2 separate regions of the Homo sapiens genome follow, and region 2 is linked to region 1. A link is a loop called in an ENCODE intact Hi-C map of the cell type or tissue named here. Cell type or tissue: HCT116. All regions are shown on one strand. Links, peaks and the distances in the headings refer to the core of each region. The heading gives the core; the rest is flanking DNA.

Region 1 (5,295 bases), core at 296-5,295:
CAGCCTCCTGAGTAGCTGGGATTACAGGCACCCACCACCACGCCCGGCTAATTTTTGTATTTTTTTTTTTTTTTAGTAGAGACGAGGTTTCACCGTGTTGGCCAGGATGGTCTCGATCTCCTGACCTCATGGTCCGCCCGCCTTGGCCTCCCAAAGTGCTGGGATTACAGGCGTGCGCCACTATGCACAGCTGCGAAACACTTTCTAAGAATAAAATTAATAGAAGAAGTCACAAGAGAAAGGATGTTGCTACATTAAGTACAAAATCTAGGCCGGGTGCAGTGGCTCACACCTGGAATCCCAGAACTTTGGGAGGCTGAGGCGGAAGGATCACTTAAGCCCAGGAGTTCAAGACCAGCTTGGGCAACATAACAAGACCCCATCTCTACAAAAAAAATAAAAAAACTAGCCGGACATGTTGATACACACCTGTAGTCCCAACTATTCGGGAGGCTGAGGTGGGAGATCACGAGCCCAGGAATTCAAGGCTGCAGTGAGTTGTGATTGCACCACTGCACTCCAGCCTGGGTGACAGAGCAAGACCTTGTTTTTAAAATAAACAAATGTGGCCAGGCATGGTGGCTCATGCCTGACATCTTAGCACTTTGGGAGGCCGAGGTGGGTGGATCACCTGAGGTCAGGAGTTTGAGACCAGCCTGGACAACATGGTAAAACCCCATCTCTACTAAAAATACAAAAATTAGCCGGGTGTGGTGGTGCACGCCTGTAATCCCAGCTACTTGGGAGGCTGAGGCAGGAGAATTGCTTGAACCTGGGAGGCAGAGGTTGCAGTGAGCTGAGATTGTGCCACTGCACTCTGGACTGGGCAGCAGAGTGAGGCTCCATCTCAAAACAAATAATAAATAAATAACAAATAAAATAAATAAATGTAAAATGGAAAAAAATCTGACAAAATCAAACAACAAACTGGAGAAAAGTGCAATAAACTGATATTATCCAGATAATATCCAGACTGATAGATAGTGTCATGGAACACTGGCTTCCCTCCCCTTGCTGGTTCTGCCGTGTGTGTGAGACAGTGATGAGCAGGTGGTAACATCTCCAGCTCTGACACTGAGACCAAATTCACCACCCACATACAAATACAGACTCGGTTTCACGAGTAGTTCTGAGTGCAGCCGCAGCACGTGTTGAGCCTGGTGTCAGAAGGGGGAGTGTGAGCCCTGCATCAGCGCTGAGCACCCTTTTGGTGAGTCAGATACGTGCTTCTCCTTTTCAGGTCCTAATTATGTTTCTCCTTGCTAGGAGGCCTGGCACCTAGGACCCAGCCAAGCAGATTCATCTGGGCTGATGGTGCCCAGGCTGAGGGTCTAAGAGTGCCGACTGGCCAGGCCAGAGAGGGGCAGAGCAGGTGCCTCTGAGCACAAAGCCCTCATGGCCCATGGGGATCCCATCTTGGATGTATACCTGTGCGTGCCCTCCCTGGGAGGCGTACCTGTGCGTGCTCTCTCTGGGAAGGATGAAAGACAGCTCGGCCCCAGCGCTGCTCTCCAGCGTGGCGTTGGGCACGTGGTGGTGGACCAGCTGGGAGATGTCTTCCGGGTTGCAGTGCGGCTCCTTCACCAGCGTCATGTGATAGCCGGCACCTGGAATACAGGGCCACGTGTGAGATCTTTGGCTGATCCCCCAGGTCTCTTCATGCCCACCCCGGGGTCTCTAGGGCTCACACCAGGCAAGCTGGTGGGAAGGAGGCTAGAGAACCGGAGGTGGGCAGCTGAAGCAGAATGAATGTGTCTTGGAGCTCCCTGTGCTGTCCCAAGGGTGTCACCTCCCGCTCCTGCTGGGAAGAGCTGCTGGGGATCTAGGGTGCTGAGCACTGTCAGGGGCACCTGCTGGAAGGTGGGGTCTCCCCCCAGCTATACAAGCACCAGGGAAGGATATCATCAGCAGCGACGGACCACGTGTGAGGGCTTCTGTCTTGTGGGGTTAACACTGATGGTTATGGTGTGGTTCTAGGAAGGGACTGTCAGCAGGAGCAGGAGCAAGAGCTACCGGCTGCAAGACCGCACTGCACGGCACTATCAGAGATGCATCTCACCTCTTTCCCAACGTCACCGTGCAGGAGATGGAATTCCATGTCCTTTTTTTTTTTTTTGAGACAAGTCTCACTCTGTCACCCAGGCTGGAGTGCAGCTGCACAATCTTGGCTCACTGTAACTTCTCCCTCCTTGGTTCAAGTACTTATTCTCCTGCCTCAGCCTCCCCAAGTAGCTGGGATTACAGGCATGCACCACCATACCTGGTTAAGTTTTTGTATTTTAGTAGAGACAGAGTTTTACCATGTTGGCCAGGCTGGTCTTGAACTCCTGACCTCAAGTGATCTGCCTGCCTTGGCCTCCCAAAGTGCTGGGATTATAGGCGGTGAGCCACCACGCCTGGCCCCATGTCCTCTTTAGAGACAAGGATGCCAGGCCCAGGAAGAACAATGGCTCTGCCAACTGGGCAGTGGGGCAGGAAGTGGCTAGTGAAACTCTCAGAGGCCGTGGTGGATGGTTCCTCATCTCCTAACGCCTGCTGTCCTCCCTCTTGGTAACAAAACCCTGGTATCTTGGCTGAGCATGTGGCTGCCCAGGACAAAGGCCATCCCCTCCAGCCTACTGCTGACCACACTGGGTTGCCACTCAGTCACTAGGGGGCAGAAGTGGGACGTGAACTTGGGGGGTGTCCTGAGGGGAGGAGGGCTCCTATGTCTTTGCTCCACCCCGTTGGAATGTGGGGGACGCTGGCACACCCAGATCGTGCTGGACCAGGAGGTGACCTTGAAAGGGAAGCCGTAGTTGCACAGTACAGTCAGAGGTCTGGGCCCAGATCCTGTCAGCCCCTGCTGGCCCTGGCCATGCTGTGAGCTGCTCTCACGTGGGAGCTGCCATGTTGGTGCGTGTGTTGGCCTCTCCAAGGGCAGTGCTGCTCCTAGTGGCACTAGGCTTGGCCTCTGTTCTTCTGGTCATGGCTGAACCACATCCTAACCAAATTGAGACTTTCAGCTCCATTTCCTGCCTCTTCCCTCTCACAAGCCCCCCTGCCTGGTTGGGCTCTCCACCCAGAGGCAACAGACAGGAAGTCTAGAAAAGGCCACCCCTGCCTGATCTGAGGGCCCTTCATGAAGGTAGCAGCCATTCCCTCAGCACGGCAGCCAGGACACCGACCCTGTCGCGGGCTGGCCCCACCGCTCACCGTATTTCTGCTTGAGGAACAGCGAGGACCCGCAGCACTGCAGCTCCCCCTTGGCCATGATGGCGATGCGGTCTCCCAGCAGGTCAGCCTCGTCCATGAAGTGGGTGGTCAGCACGATGGTGCGGTCACTTTTCTGCCGCTGAAGAAGATCCCAGATGGCCCTCCTGGAGATGGCGTCCATGCCCGAGGTGGGCTCGTCCAGTATCAGCACCTGGAGGGAGAGACACAGTCTCGCGACGCTGGTAGAGCCACACCCCGGGCCCAGGCTGGCCTTGCGGTAGGCCCCATCGAGGGGTTCGCGGAGCCGGCTTGAGTCCTCCAAGGATGGTGATGGCCTTGTCTGGGGTGTCAAGGGCCAAGGTGCCCGGGCCATGGCGGAAGGGCCATCCCAGGTCGAGCAGGAGGGGAACCCACTGCCTCCAGTCCCACCGCCACACCTTGGAGCCTGCGATGAGGGCGATGCCGATGGAGAGCTTGCGCCTCATGCCCCCGCTCAGGAAGCGGCTCCGTGAGTTCCACTTGTCCTCCAGGCCGATGATGTGCAGCATCTGCTTGACTTCTTCAGGGCACTTCTGACGTGACAGGCCCTTCAGCTGCAACGACAGGGGACGCAGGGAGATGCAGGGCTCCTGGCGGGAGGCCGACCCTGGCCAGCGAGGTTCTGGTGAGAGGAACCTCTCCTTGACGTAGCTGGGGAGATGCAGGGCTCCTGGCGGGAGGCCGACCACGGCCAGCAAGGTTCTGGTGAGAGGAACCTCTCCTTGACGTAGCTGGGGAGATGCAGGGCTCCTGGCGGGAGGCCGACCACGGCCAGCGAGTTTCTGGTAAGAGGAACCTCTCCTTGACGTAGCTGGGGAGATGCAGGGCTCCTGGCGGGAGGCCGACCCTGGCCAGCGAGGTTCTGGTGAGAGGAACCTCTCCTTGACGTAGCTGGACTCAGAACCCTGGCTCCTGCCCTCCTGGCTCCCTTCCTCCAGTTTAGCTCCTCGGAAGACTGCCCCAGAAACTCGAGCACATCAGTGGAAACACCCCTGCACACCCCTGGCCCCCAACTCACCTGGGCGTAGAAATAAAGGTGCTCTGCGACTGTCAAGTTGTCAAACAGGATGTCGTGCTGCGGGCACAGGCCCAGGCTCTTCCGGATCTGAACCATGTCCTGGGAAATTTCATACCCGCTGATGTATGCCCGTCCACTGGTGGGGGGAAAGAGACCTGGGGCCCAGCAGGAGACCCCACATTCAGCATGAAGATCCTGCTCGTCAGCACCCGCGGTAATGACCCCCCACCCCCTCTCTGTCTCCCCTAATTTCCTCTGAGGACCCTGCCCATGAGAGGGCACGGAACCCCACTCCCACTGGGGTGGGCTTTGGCTGGGCCAGTGGGAAAAAGAAGCGGCATGGAAACAGCCCTGCCACTGGGACGCACAGCTGGTCAGGGAGGAGAAACCCACGACACACACACACAGAGTCACCACAATCAGCCCCCGCCCCGGGTCCCAGCCTGTGCCACTGCCAGACACTTTGGTGCTTGGGGAAGACAGAGTGAAATGCCAGTGGCCGGTGTGGTGCACAGGGGAGAGCTCTCAGAGAGGGGTTTGGTGACAGAATTAGCATGGGGTTGAGCTGCTCCTGCGTGGTGGCCTCTGTTTTCACTGACCCTGTCAAGCTTGGGTATTCACAGACAGAGGCGGTGAGGAGGGCAGGGGTCCCTGGGGGTCCCCCTGCATTCATGGACAGAGGCGGTGAGGAGGGCAGGGGTCCCTGGGGGTCCCCCTGCATTCACGGACAGAGGCGGTGAGGAGGGCAGGGGTCCCTGGGGGTCCCCCTGCATTCACGGACAGAGGCGGTGAGGAGGGCAGGGGTCCCTGGGGGTCCCCCGGCATGTCCCGGACAGAGGCGGTGAGGAGGGCAGTCCCTGCTTGTGCCCCTGGGCCTGCAGGGCTGAGGTGCATCTCCTGCCGCTGTGGTTGGGGAAGGCCCGAAAGCCCCATTGAGGGAGTGAGGCGGGGCTGGCGCTGAGATGGTGTTAAAGGGGGGCCTGCTGGTGGCAGGGGCGTGAGGCGCCTGGCCCTCACCTGTGAGCATGGAGAGGGTGGTGGTC
Region 2 (5,368 bases), core at 137-5,136, 130 kb after region 1:
CATACACCACAACATGGATGAACCAGAAAACCAGACACAGATCATATGCTGTGTGATTCCATTCATATGAAATGTCCAGAATAGGCAAAGCCATGGAGACAGGAAGCTTATTAGTGGTAGTCAGGTGCTGGAGGTGTTAAAGGGAACGCGGAGTGACTACTCATGGGTACAGGGTTTCTTTTGGGAACAATGAAGTGTTTAAAGTTGAGTGTGATGATGGATGTGAACGTGCTGAGAGCAGTTGAACTGTACACATTGGTGAATTATGTGGTATGTGCATTGTATCTTAATAAAGCTGTTATAAAAAGAAGGAGGAAAAGGGGGAAGCCCCACTCTGGGAACCAAAGCCGGGCCCTTAGTTGTGTGAGGTCTCCGTAACATTCTTCCACACTGACAGCCGTCTCCCTTACCTCTCTTTCACTAAGCAGACACTCCATGTGGTTTCCTTTCTTTCCCTCCCTCCCTCCCTCCCTCTCTCTCTTTTCCTTCCCCTTCCTCTCCCCCTTCCCCTTCCTCCTTTCTTAGAGTCTCCCTCTGTCTCCCAGGCTAGAGTGCAGTGGCATGATCTCAGTTCACTGTAACCTCTGCCTCCTGGGTTCAAGCAATTCTTATGTCTTAGCCTCCGGAGTAGCTGGGATTGCAGGTGTGTGCCATGTTCGCCAGGCTGGTCTCAAACTCCTGGCTTCAAGTGATCCACCTGCCTAGCCTCCCAAAGTGCTGGGATTACAGGCGTGAGCCACCGTGCCCAGCCTCCATGTGGTTTTCTGTTTTGCACTCTGTAAAATCCTTCCCATCCTCCAACCTCAGGCAGTGGAGCCCAGGGTTGTCCAGCTGTTTGAATAGGGAGAAGAGGGGAGAAAATAGGAGGGAAAAACAGTGGTTACTTCTCAGAAATGGCATCCCACTCTTTCCAGCACCTGGGAGTAGATGAACATGGACACAAACCAGGGTGGTCAGCTGCAAGTTCAGAAAGGCAAAAACCTGAGGTCAGGAGTTTGAGACCAGCCTGGCCAACATGGTGAAACCCCCTCTCTACTAAAAATACAAAAAATTAGCTGGGCGTAGTGGCGTGCACCTGTAGCCCCTGCTACTCAGGGGGCTGAGAGGAGAATGGCTTGAACCCAGGAGGCAGAGGTTGCAGTGAGCTGAGATCACACCACTGCAATCCAGCCTGGGCAACAGAGTGAGACTGTCCCAAAAAAAAAATAAATAAATAAAAGCGAAAGCCTGGAAATGAGTCAAATGAAATTTTTAAACAGCTAAATGAAATCTAGAAGCCTTCCCTGGATAACTAAGAAGCAGTTAAAATAAGTGGGGGTAGATCTGTATTTACTGACCTAGGAATATCTTTAAGACATAATATTGAGTAAGAAAAGCATGTTGGCTGGCCACGGTGACTCATGCCTGTAATCTCAACACTTGGGGAGGCTGAGGCAGGTAGATCATGAGGCCAGGAGTTCGAGACCAGCCTGACCAACATGGTGAAACCCTGTCTCTACTAAAAATACAAAAATTAGCCAGGTGTGGTGGCGTGCACATGTAAACCCAGCTACTCAGGAGGCTGAGGCAGGAGAATTGCTTGAGCCTGGGAGGCAGAGGTTGCAGTGAGCCAAGATCACGCCACTGCACTCCAGCCTGGCGACAGAGCGAGACTCCATCTCAAAAAAAGAAAATAAAAAAGAAAAGCATGTTACAGAATGGTAGATATGGGATGATACCATTTGGCAAAAACAGCACCCAGCCAGTCCTGAGCAAGGAGCACAGGCCCACGCAGGTGCCTTTGCCAACACAGAAGTGTAGAGGGTGCACAGCTGCCTGGCCACAGTGGGCTGAGCCAACAGACTGCAGGAGTCTTTGCATGAATATTTTACAAAGAAAATCTATTTGCAGATTACATGCCTAATAGAAAATATTTCTAAAGGGGAAAAAAGCAAAGCAAGCCTCTTGTATTGACTGGATGCTTCAAAGGCACCAGGAAGTAGGGAGGCACTGTGTGCTGAGGTTTCACACTGGGTGGGCTGGAGGAGGAGCCAAACAAGCGCTCCACCCTGTCCACAACACCAGCAGCAAGGGCTGTCCCAGGCTCCCTTACATTACTCTACTTCCACTCACAGCCCCTTAGTAGTGTGCCTGTGCATTCACATGGCAGATGCGGGTAGTGGCAGAGGCAGCAGCCTGGAGCAAGACCAGCAGGTGTCCAGGCCCTTGCCTCATTGGAGGCTTGGTGAGCCTGGTGGGAGGAGGTTTCTTCTGACGTGCCTCCCTCTCCGGGCTGTTTTCTGACCCAGGTATGGCGGTGGATTGGTTACTGTCCTCAGTTTGATGCTCTGCTGAACTTCATGACAGGCCATGAGATGCTGGTCATGTATGCCCAGATCGGGGGCATCCCAGAGCACCCCATCAGTGCTTGTGTGGACCAGATTCTTGAGGATTTAGTCATGTACATGTACGCCAACAAGCTGGTCAAGACCTACAGGTGAGATCTGGGGCTTCCTTCAGGCCCTCCACCTCCAGTTACAAGATAAGTTCCAGTTCTTCCCAGACCTGGAGAGCAGGGCAAAGCCCCCAGCTCTGGGCATGAGGTCACTGCGCAGGTGGTTGGGGGCGGCCTGCAGGAAGAGGTAAGTGGCCTGGGCTGCCTCAAGGCACCCCTTCCTCTTGGTCCTGGGCTTGACTGGATTATGAAGCTGACCCAGGCCAAAGGCAGCTTACGTGGCTGAGGTCAGGCAGATGGCACCACAGGTGTTACTGTCCTGATAAGGTGAGGACGGACCTTTCTCCCTGCCACTTTATGAAGGGCTATTTTCAGTAAGTTTGCATTTTAAGCCCAGAGTTACCTCATACCACTGGGTCTGCGGTACTTGAACTACTGATGTTCTGCTAAGGCGCATGGGGTATTTCTCAGGCTTCTGTTGTCAGTGATAGAAGCCCGACTCCAATTAAAGCAAGGCCACAGGCCCCGCAGGTCCAAGGACTCCCTTCGTGTTGTGTGCAGCGCCCCCGGAGGCACACAGCGGTACTGCACACCCAGGATTGGGAGGTAGAGGTGCCCACGCCTCTAGCAAAGTGAGCCCGGGGTCAGATGATGATGTCCCTTGGGTCTTCTCTCTTTGGTGGCTCCTGTTTCAAGCAGGTTTTTACGTTTCCCTGCATCTTCTGAAGATCAAATGAGTTCACATTTGCGAAGTTTAGAACAGTGTGTTGCACATAGTAAATGCTATATGGTTTTTTTGTTTGGTTTTGTTTTTTAGAGTTTTCACTCTTGTTGCCCAGGCTGAAATGCAATGGCATGATCTCAGCTCACTGCAACCTCTGCCTCATGGGTTCAAGTAATTCTCCTGCCTCAGCCTCCCGAGTAGCTGGGATTACAGGTGCCCACCAACACGGCCAGCTAATTTTTGTATTTTTAGTAGAGACAGGGTTTCACCATGTTGGCCAGGCTGGTCTCAAACTCCTGACTTCAGGTGATCCACCCGCCTCAGCCTCCCAAAGTGCTGGGATTACAGGTGTGAGCCACCATGCCCATCCAGTTTTTTTTTTTTAAGTTAGCTAAGATGGGCCAATGCCTTTCCTCTCAGATGGAGAGGTGCTTGCCCTCAACACTTCAAACCCTCAAAGAAGACTCGTCGGCCGTGTGCTCACCCTGGACTCATCCCTGTGTCCAGGGGAACAAGTTATTTCCTGAGTGGATAGCCCAAGCCACAATTCAGCTCTGGGTGAAAGTGGTGGACTGCATTGCTGAAAGCCCCATGAGGGGTGTGGGAATACTTCCTGAATAGAGAAGGAAAGGGGGTGAGTGTTGAGCCGGCAGTGCTCACTGCTGGAGACTGACCATTGCCGTCACCCAACCTTCTCCCTTCCACCCCCGGTGGTGGTAACAAGCCGAAGTTGAGCACTGGCATTGATCGCCCTGATTGGAGAGCCTGCCTTCATCTTCCTGGATGAGCCATCCACTGGCATGGACCCCGTGGCCCGGCGCCTGTTCTGGAATGCTGTGGCACACGCCCACGAGTCTGGCAAGGCCATCATCATCACCTCCCATAGGTAGAGCCTGGGTCTGTGGGTCACTGGAAGTTTCAAAACCAGGTAGGCTGGGAAGAAGCCAGGTGGCCAGAAGACCCATCAGCAACTGGTGGAGAGTCTTTGAGGAGATTCCCTAGGCTCTGCACCTGAGCCACACTCTGAGCATTGGTATCAGGAATGGCCTGATCAGGCCACCAACGCCTTCCTGTCTGCATGAGCCTTTGACACCCCCAGCCCTGTCTCAGGCCCCACCCTCTCCCCAGCATGGAGGAGTGTGAGGCCCTGTGCAGCCGGCGGCCATCATGGTGCAGGGGCAGTTCAAGTGCCTGGGCAGCCCCCAGCACCTCAAGAGCAAGTTCAGCAGTGGCTACTCCCTGCGGGCCAAGGTGCAGAGTGAAGGGCAGCAGGAGGTGCTGGAGGAGTTCAAGGCCTTCGTGGACCTGACCTTTCCAGGTGTGTGCCGGCCCCGGCAGCCCCCACTGGGTGGGCCCTGGGCCCCTGCCTAGGCATTTCCCATCTGCCGTGAGGAGAGTCTGTGCCTCGCCCCTCCCACGTCCCATCTCCCTGATCCCTGGGATGAGGACCCCAATGCCGAGCACCCAGGCACCCTCCCTGATCCTCCAGCCCAGCCGTCACAGCAACGCCATCTCTCCTTCGTGCAGGCAGCGTTCTTGAAGACAAGCACCAAGGCATGGTCCATTACCATCTGCTGGGCCGCGACCTCAGCTGGGCGAAGTTGAGCGCACATTTTTGACGTGACCCACTTTCTGGGGTAACTCTGTCTCTCTCTCTCTCTCTCCCTGTCTTTCTCTCCTCCCCATCCTCCTGAAGTCATGTTCAGTGCTGCCCCTGTCCTCTGCCATCTCCATGGCAACGTTCACGTGGATTTCATAGAACAGAAGGTGTTTCTGCTGGAAGGGACTTTGAAGATTGGCTCCTCCTGCCCACTTATTTCATGGAGAGGAGAGCAGGCCCAGAGAGGGAACACCAGATGCCTGGGGACACACAGCAAGCCAGGGACCCCACCAGGCCTCTGGCCTTCTGACACCACTCCCACCCAAGAGCACAGACAGCTGAGATCCATAGCACTGACTTCTCAGGAGGTGTTCTGGAGCAGCTGAGAGAGGGATGGGCCTCTTTGGGGCCTTGTCACAGTCCCGGAGGCCAGCCCTTCCCACCCTCTCTCCTCCCCCGTGTGCATCTGTGGGACAGCCTGGCCACAGCAGCCTCTTCCCTCCCCTCAGGTGTTTGGCACTCTGGAGCAAGCCAAGAAGTACATGCTGGACAACTACTCAGCAGTCAGGTCACCATGGAGGACGTCTTCCTGAGCTTCGCATGCCCTGTG

Evidence for each region. A loop is a pair of places that touch in the nucleus more often than their neighbours do. Peaks named below come from ENCODE experiments on the same cell type or tissue, not always from the same donor. Only the 100,000 strongest peaks of a DNase experiment are listed, where the experiment ranks them.
Region 2: it touches region 1 in a loop (2.5-fold over the local background); 6 of 110 quality-filtered maps call a loop at or near these places.

The regions. Positions count from the first base shown.
Region 1 is chr16:2,294,134-2,299,428 of GRCh38, forward strand. ABCA3 (ATP binding cassette subfamily A member 3) reads right to left here. Exons shown (of 33, transcript NM_001089.3): 14 at 5,270-5,295; 15 at 4,253-4,407; 16 at 3,633-3,788; 17 at 3,196-3,406; 18 at 1,457-1,607. Among named protein-coding and RNA genes, the nearest start is that of MIR4717, 22 kb to the left of the region's middle. In HCT116, for the core only: a CTCF peak has its summit at 2,649 (motif pointing right); a DNase peak (open chromatin) is centred at 2,688.
Region 2 is chr16:2,420,292-2,425,659 of GRCh38, forward strand. It overlaps the pseudogene ABCA17P. Among named protein-coding and RNA genes, the nearest start is that of CCNF, 6.5 kb to the right of the region's middle. RefSeq lists enhancers at 2,068-2,117, 2,399-3,164, 4,288-4,400 and a silencer at 2,837-3,131. In HCT116, for the core only: a CTCF peak has its summit at 3,014; a DNase peak (open chromatin) is centred at 3,000.